Linked DNA regions of Homo sapiens: region 2 is linked to region 1. Evidence: chromatin contacts called from ENCODE Hi-C or POLR2A ChIA-PET data. All regions are on one chromosome and are shown on one strand. The core of a region is the stretch at or near the end of the contact, and the rest is flanking DNA. Distances in the headings are between cores, read along the strand shown. Region 1 overlaps PDE7B (phosphodiesterase 7B). Region 2 overlaps PDE7B (phosphodiesterase 7B).

What was found. Hi-C counts contacts between places; a loop is a spot of excess contacts on that map. ChIA-PET counts read pairs that join two places held with the same protein, here RNA polymerase II (POLR2A). Pooled maps may share reads with other maps.
Region 2: a map of MCF 10A shows a loop between it and region 1 (7-fold over the local background). The contact joins two enhancer-like sites. A Hi-C loop is called at or near these places in 1 of 168 maps with a recorded cell type or tissue (MCF 10A) and 1 of 50 pooled maps. POLR2A ChIA-PET finds 5 or more read pairs at or near these places in 5 of 52 experiments (HEK293, MCF 10A, OCI-LY7 and 2 more).

The regions. Positions count from the first base shown.
Region 1 is chr6:135,900,186-135,904,220 of GRCh38, forward strand. All of the region lies in intron 1 of PDE7B (phosphodiesterase 7B), which reads left to right. Among named protein-coding and RNA genes, the nearest start is that of PDE7B, 51 kb to the left of the region's middle. Within about 2 kb of position 2,074, at least 10 of the 41 ENCODE cell types and tissues checked have a DNase peak (open chromatin) inside an H3K27ac peak, as active enhancers do.
Region 2 is chr6:135,934,523-135,938,557 of GRCh38, forward strand. The region is part of intron 1 of PDE7B (phosphodiesterase 7B); the gene reads left to right. Among named protein-coding and RNA genes, the nearest start is that of PDE7B, 85 kb to the left of the region's middle. Within about 2 kb of position 1,954, at least 6 of the 41 ENCODE cell types and tissues checked have a DNase peak (open chromatin) inside an H3K27ac peak, as active enhancers do.

The sequences.
Region 1 (4,035 bases), core at 824-3,323:
TAAAATTTAATATCTCGGGGGCACAGTGAGCATGTTTAACCTTAGCATGTGAATCTTTTTAGTGCAAAAAATATTTCTTTAGCTATGTCTTGGTCATTGCTCCTTAAATAGGTGTACTTCTTTAGGAATACTGGTAAACTTTAAGTGGGTTTTTTATATGTTCTTTTATATCTGCTATATTTTACATCCTTGTCCTCAACTCTTTGTCCTTTTTAGCTACATTCCTAAAGATTTCCCAGTGTTTTCTCTAGGTCTTTGATCCAGTTTTCTATAGTATTAATTCTGACCTTCATTATTTCCAATGATAATTCAGATAAGTCTATTGCACTTACAGTTTTCTTTCAATTCTACCCTATTTTACCCAATTCTTGCTTGGTTTTCATCCTGATTTTTTTTTTCCATTTCTTTCACGTCTTTCTGCTCCTGTGTCATGAAAGGCATGTCTACTTGCTGCCTATTTCAGGAGCCAAATATTAAATATCTTCTTTTAGCCATGACAGTAATTTATTTTCCTATGTGTCCTTAGGATAATTTCCTTATTCTGTATTTTTTTTTCAAAATTCTCACATATAGGATAGACTGACATACTCAGTATTTCCAATTAACAGGATATGTGATTGGCCTCAGAGCTCTCACTTATTTCAGTGTTGATCGTGGCAGATTCTCCTAGCCCCCTGTCCAGTGTCTAGGTAGCATTCAACTGGAGTAGTTATGCTAGATTGGTGTGATATCTTTTATTCTCAATATCTGGTTCTTTGATCCATAAATTTGAATGCTGTTGGCCCTTCTAAAAATTTTACCAAGTGTTTTCCCCAAAGAGTTTTGAATGCCACCTTGGACTTCCACTTATAGAACTGCTAGAAATGTGACCATCACAGACGTTTAACGAAGAAATTAAAGTAGCAACCGCTGCTAAGGTTTTTGAGCTGGCTGGCCACAGAGGGGATGACCTTCTACCTATAAAGAATTCTTCTCTTTAGGAAGAAGCAGAATGAAGCAAAGCAGAAATAGAAAAACTCTACATTCATACTTGGGCTTCTCCTATGGATTTAAATTTACAAACTAGCTAAATAATAAGTAACAATGTATACTCAGGAGCATAATAAATCTAGGCATTCTCCTATATGATTCATCTATTCACTATTGACTATAGTGTATATGGGATCTTGGTGGGGGAAATTGTAATTACTCATATTTTAATAAAGACAGTGGTACTTTATTAAAATATTTGAATTTGAAAATGTTTTCAATAGGCGGAAAGCCACAGCCCAGCTCATAGCAGATGACTGAATGAGTACAGACCTTTTTTTGCAAGAATAAACCTGAAAGGGGTGGGAGCTGAGATGGAATTGGGGTACTCTCTTCTTCCTGTCTCCAAGAGGTAGCCTCTCAGCGATTGGAAGAGCACATTGAGCTGAGAAAGCTCTAGGTGGACAAGTCAAGCTCCAAATTGACCCGGCAGCACACCCCAGGGAGCAGCTGTATGCAGAAGCACTTTATGAGTTTCCAATTGTGTCCACAATCTATTCAATTCCAGCGCACTATGCTTATTTACTGTACTTACAGCAATTGGTAGTTTTACTGTACACAAAATTCCTAGTTTTCATGGACAGTTGCCTCAGTGCTTGAGATTTATATAATGAGAGAGAAGTGTGCAGACACAATGATTATTACACATCCCGTTGTCCTGAGCTGAGCAATGAAATAGAAAGCAGAATGCCTACATTCTAATCCAGCCTTGGGCCCTGTCTGACCTTGGGAGTGTTCCTGAATCTCTAAGTTTCAGCTTCCATATCTGGTTGAACGATATCATCTCTAAAGTCCTTTCAGCTGTAACACCCTACGATTCTCTTTTCAAATAGAGAGGACATCCTTCCTCTTACCGGACACTAAGAGGGTTTACTTTGCAAATGTGGCTCTCAGAATTTTATAGTTGTTCATTTGAACGTAAACAGAAAATTTGTTTATGATGTTCTTCTCCATACTGTAGTTTGGGATAAGAAGGGTGCATTTTTTCAATATGTTCAACTTTCAAAAAGACATGCTGGAGGAAGTCAGCCAATTTCTGCCCACACAACTTCCAAGTGACGTCAATGGAAGCAGAGCACACAGATCTCTAGGCAAGTTTTGGCTCATTATGTGAAGGTTTTTTTTTTTTTCTTTTTTTAAAGAACAACTGCAAAAATGATTGCTCTCAACTCAAATTACACAATTTGTTCTTCTTTGTGCCCTGAGTCAGCAATAGACATAATGTGGAAAATAAAGCAAAATCTCCTTTTTACACATCAAATAAAAGAGTCCATAGTTATCTGAAACACAGAATATTTGAGATTTTGAGCACTCTCTAAGCAATATTTCCTCTTGCTGTGGCCTCTGCTTAATTTCAATATAGAAGGTTGATCAATGATCATCAGATGGACAACTGGAAAAATATATCTACTTTTTCTTATTTTGATCCTAGATTTGTTCTTCAGTCCTGCAATTGATCTTGTATATCATTGGCTTATTGCTTAACCCTTGGAAGTATTTTAAAGGACTTACCTGACAAGCAGATATAACTGGTGTTTTGTTAGCTCAGCTTTTCACAAATAAGTCAAATAGTTCTGTTACTATGACTAGAAGAAGAAAAATAGCTAATAGAAATGTAGCTGTTAGTATATAATCGGCACATCCTGGCTCAATTATCACAGCAACCCTGGAAAGTTGATGTTGTTATTCTCCTCATTCTACTGATTAGGAAACAGGATGAGAGAGGTTAAATAATTTTCACAAAGTCACAGCACTGAGTAAGTGGTATTTAGATTCCAAACCAGGCAGTCTGGTTTCAGTATCTGTATTCCTAACCACAATGCTATCTAGATAATAATTTATTCTTCTAATCAAAAAGCATTTAATGATGCCTAATTATTCTAGGCTCTGAGTAGAGTCAGTTACTAGGTAATGTGGAATAATGACATGGGAACAAAGGGCAAAGATAAGGGAGGGAATTCAGATTTTCTTTGCACCTAAACTGGCCCAAACACTGTACTCAACACCTCACATCTATTTCGTCTTTGCAAAAACTGTATAAGCAAAGGTTGTATCAGTGGCATTTTATGGATGAAGAAACTGAATTGTAAGGAGGTTATCACTTGCTAAAGATTGCACAGCTGGTAAGGCTTGGTAAAGGCTTGAGTTCTAACCCATCTGTGTGTTTCTACCACCTACACTTCCTGTACTCCAATATGCTGCTTCCAGGAGTATGTGCAAGTGAAATACTCAGTTTAGTGTCTGAGCTAGAATGAGGGGCACACAAAGTTTCTCCTAATATTGGGGAAGCTCTAAAAGTTGTTTAGGGGTAATGTCAACCAAACCAAATTTCTACATTTCAGAGCTTCTCCTATAGTATTCTACTTTAGTCTGCATTGCCCAAACTGTGCTGGAAGGACTGCCTTCAAGTTCAGGGCCAAAGAGGTCCATGAACAAATTGGGACATAATTCCAATGAATAGCACACACATTAGAATTAAAATAGCATCAAAACATTAAATTCCTTTTTAAAGTGGTAATAAATGAGTTCAGTATTTTATGTACAAAATCTTGTATTTTTAGAGAAATTAATAGAAAACTTTTGCATGAACTTGCATAGCTTTTCATGAGCATGTACAGAAATGAAAACTGGCATCCTCTATAGGGTGCCCTAGAAGGACCATTCTGTAAACATTAGAAGGTGAAATATATGAGAAATCTGTAAGAAAGTACTTTTCATTTTTCCAAAGCAAAATGCAATATAGATTTAGAGTTGCTTTATTTTTCCCTTTTTTATTTGAATAGAATGCTTTTCCTAAAAAATATTACCAACTAAGTAAGAGGCAGTTTGGATTTAAATTGTTCTCCTTTCAGAGTTTGTTCCCATCACATCAAATGTCTTATTTATATTCAAATACCACAGGGAATGGGCAAGAAATTGTATGTTTAAACTGGACTTTTTCAAGGCTTTTAAGGCCAGAATATTTTCTTTGCCAAAGACTAAATTATTGCAAAGTGGGGCAAGCAC
Region 2 (4,035 bases), core at 704-3,203, 34 kb after region 1:
TCGAGACCAGTCTGGCCAACGTGGTGAAACTCTGTCTCTACTAAAAAAAATACAAATATTAGCTGGGCATGGTGGTGGGTGCCTGTAATACCAGCTACTTGGGAGGCTGAGGCAGGAGAATTGCTTGAACCCAGGAGGTGGAGGTTGCAGTTAGCTGAGATTGCACCATTGCACTCCAGCCTGGAGACAAGAGTGAAACTCTGTCTCAAAAAAAAAAATATATATATATATATTTTTTAAATATATATATATATTTATTATATATATATTTTAAATATATATATTTATTATATATATATTTAATAAATAAATATATATATTTATTTAAATAAATATATATAAAAATATATATAAATATTTATTTAAATATATATTTAAATATATATAAATATTTATTTAAATATATATTTAAATATATAATATATATTTATATATAATATATATATTTCTCTATATATTTTATATAGAGATGAAGTATATATTTATATATAAATAAATATATAATATATATTTCTCTATATATTTTATATAGAGATGAAGTATATATTTATATATAAATAAATATATAATATATATTTCTCTATATATTTTATATAGAGAGAGATGAAGTATATATTTATATATAAATAAATATATGAGACAGAGAATTTTATATATATATATTTATTTATATATATATATATATATATATATATTTTCATGATTCTTGCTCTCCAGGAAAAACATCTTTCAAAAACATTGAAAGATATTTCAACACTGAAAGAATGGAGAAATCTTTGCCTTCAGGTTTGACTCCACCTAAAGCATCTGTAATAGATTCACTGCATGGCCTCAGATGCTAACTTCTTAGTGGAGTAATGGCATCAAAACTTGTAATCTGAACTAATTTAAGTATAACTTTATTCACATATTCTTCTCTTTAAGGATTTTCATCTCACGGATTTTAATTGCAGTAATAAATGGATTCAGTGTATTTTTGCCCCAGATTATGTACTCATTCTTTCAGCTAAGCAATATTTATTGAGAATCTATGATGTGATGGATATTGATCCTAGTGCTGGAAGCAGCAATGAATGAACTATACAGAAAGCCTCTACCTTCAGGAAGTGAGGGAGAACCTTGAAGAGGTGTCTTTCAAATATTGATCTTGCCAAAGTCTGTTGTGGAGTTTAGTAAACTGTACCAAAGCAGTGTATGACTGTTAGCAAAATACACATAATTTCATTTTCACTTGCAGCTTATAAAACCTGTCAGTCATTTCTCCAAAATATTGGATTTTCTAGCTCTAGCTTGGGATTTCCATTGATTGCCAGTAGAATTTAAGGAAATTTCCTTTCTGAGGCCAAATGCATGTCTCAGCGCTGTCCATGTGGAAATGGTCAATACAATTTGACCAGTAATAGTTTTTTGATTGTCTATGGGAACATCTGGATCTTTGACCTCACAAGTAGTTAAACAACATGCCCTTCTCCCTATGCAAAAGTGTTTGTTCGTTTGTGGCTCAGAGGCTCTGCGTTTGCATGTTGGGCTTCATGTTCTGGAAGTCATTTTCTCTAGCAGTGAGGTTATTTAATTCCAAGGACTGGTTTGAATTTCTTTTTAAACTACAAGTGTATAGGATTACATTTAATTGTTGGTTTATGTACAGGAGCATTGCTACACTGAGCTGCAAGGAGCACATTATAAAGTACTCGTTTGTCCTGAGTAAATATTCATTCAGTTACAGGCTGGATGAGAGCCCATGCATCTCTGAATCATGATGTCTGGAGATCTGGACATCAGATAGGCAAATATCTGGAGATATTGCTGATATTATCTATTAACCTTTTGCTATCTGTAGGGTCTTATAAAGTAGCTTGACAATTGCAGTGTAAATCAGGAAAACGAATGCCTAAAGCTTGGACACATCGACCAGATGGCTGGAGTTTAACAAGTGTGAGTACATATTTGTTGGCAACACACAGTCAGACAAAAAGGCGCTTGTCCTGGCAGCTCACAGTGTCGTCTGTCCAGGGGCGGCAGCAACACAGACTGAGGCCTTGCTGCACATTGTATCAGGCTCAGGGGCAGGAACATAGGGTCCTTTTCTGGGTCAAATCTCCCTCTGAAGGTGAGAGTCAAGTCAAGGAATGATTTTCTTGAAGTGCAGCATGCTCTTCCAGCAGTTTCTGAGAGGGAGATGTCCCTAAAAGGGTGAAGAGAGGGCATTTGTTCCAGGACCCTGGTTCCTCCACCTTCCAGGATCCAGAGGCCTGACTGTTCATCACCACTTTCAGTGCATTCTCAACGCTCACTCTCTGCATGATTCAGAAGGCCACATTCTTCATAATACAGTCATGCTAGACTTGGAATTTTGACAAGCCATGTTCTCATTTCTGTGATCTATGCTTCATAAAGACCATATGGAGTATACTAAATCTAAAGAAATCTATCTGATTGTGAACACACTGTGTGAGACACTACTAAGAAGGGAGTCAGAGTGAGGAGGGCCTCTGGTGGCATTTTCCAACTTGGCTGATTGACACAACTAAAAGTGTTAGACATAATTGGGAGTATGTCATTAGACACTCACTAACAAGGTGGTACCCCACTTAGCAGAACCCTTTTTCCACCTAAGGGTCCTGTTCAGTGTGGTGAGGAGCGACATTGGTCAGCAAACGTGGCTGCTGCGTGTGGTACTCATGTTACAGAAACTTCCTAAACCCTTTTGGGATCTCTCTATTGCCTTGAACAGATGGCCTGTGAGCTGCGGGGCCTTCTTCCAGATCCACGGCCTGCAGCATCTAGGCTTGTGCCCAATCACTAAATGGAGTCCTGCAGGGCCCTTCCTGATCTGGCCCCTGCCAACTTCCCCAGCCTTGCGTCTCTCCACTCTCCAGTTCTCCTGGTTATCTGAATCCCATTCCCTTCTAGCCATTCTTCATTTCCTTCATTTCCTCAATTGCCTTTAGAGTTTTGCATCAACAGTTTCTCATTCTTAGAGCAAACACCCTCCCAGCTTATCTTGCACCTCCAACCTTCACTGAAGACTTGTTTAATACTAGTTTCTCTCTCCCCTACTTAATCAGAATACATTATTCAGAAAGTTTTCCACAACCCATCAGGATGTAGCCAGTTTGGCTGATCACCTAGAAGGGACCCCTTTTTCCCAAATCTAGGTTGGTTCTTCCCGCTTCCTCAATGCCAAGGATAAGGGCACATCAGACAGAGTCACTGCCTCCATCCTGCCCCAATGACCTCTGCTCTGTAGACCTCTGGTCCTGCAGGCTAACCTCTGAAGGACCAGGGCTCTCCATCATGGGAGGAGCAAAATCTTCCCCTCATAAAACCCCATGATTTACATGGTAGAACTGTGCTTTGTATCTTGTACACACTACCACCAAATGACCCTATTCTGCTTCTACCTTCTTCCTTCCGCAAAACCAGATACACAGCAGGCCCCATTATGGTTTTAGGGTATATAAGATGGTTTCTCATATATTACATTTCTGTAGAGGAGTGAGCATTGTTACTCCCTGTACTCTACAATGAGTTTTGAAAGGAAAAGTCAACTCTGACTAAGATCACACAGCTGTTGAGGAATAGGTTTGGGATTTGAACCCCGATATACTCAGTTCTTTCCATTATGTCCACCAATCTGTTTTCTTTTCTTTTTTGTTCTATATTGCCTCCTGTTTTCTCCAACACAAAGTGTCTATGGACTTCACCTTTTAAAAATGACTGTATATAAGTGAAATGTGTTTGGCTTTAGTTGTTTGCCTTCACAGCTATCTTTTTGAAAACAAAGTGTGGCTAGGTGTAAACCCTTGGGATTCTGAGACAATAAGTAAAAGATGAAATAGCATTGCAAACTTCTGACATTTTTGAACTGTGTATCAAGATTTGTGGCATATGTATTTGAGTCTGCTACAGGAAAATTCCCAGAGCACATACCACAATTATTCCCAAAGTACCTTGAACTGAGATGCCTAGTCAGTTCCTATAACTGGGTGCACCAGAGATCGCACTGTACTCCATGCCATAAGCCTTCACAGG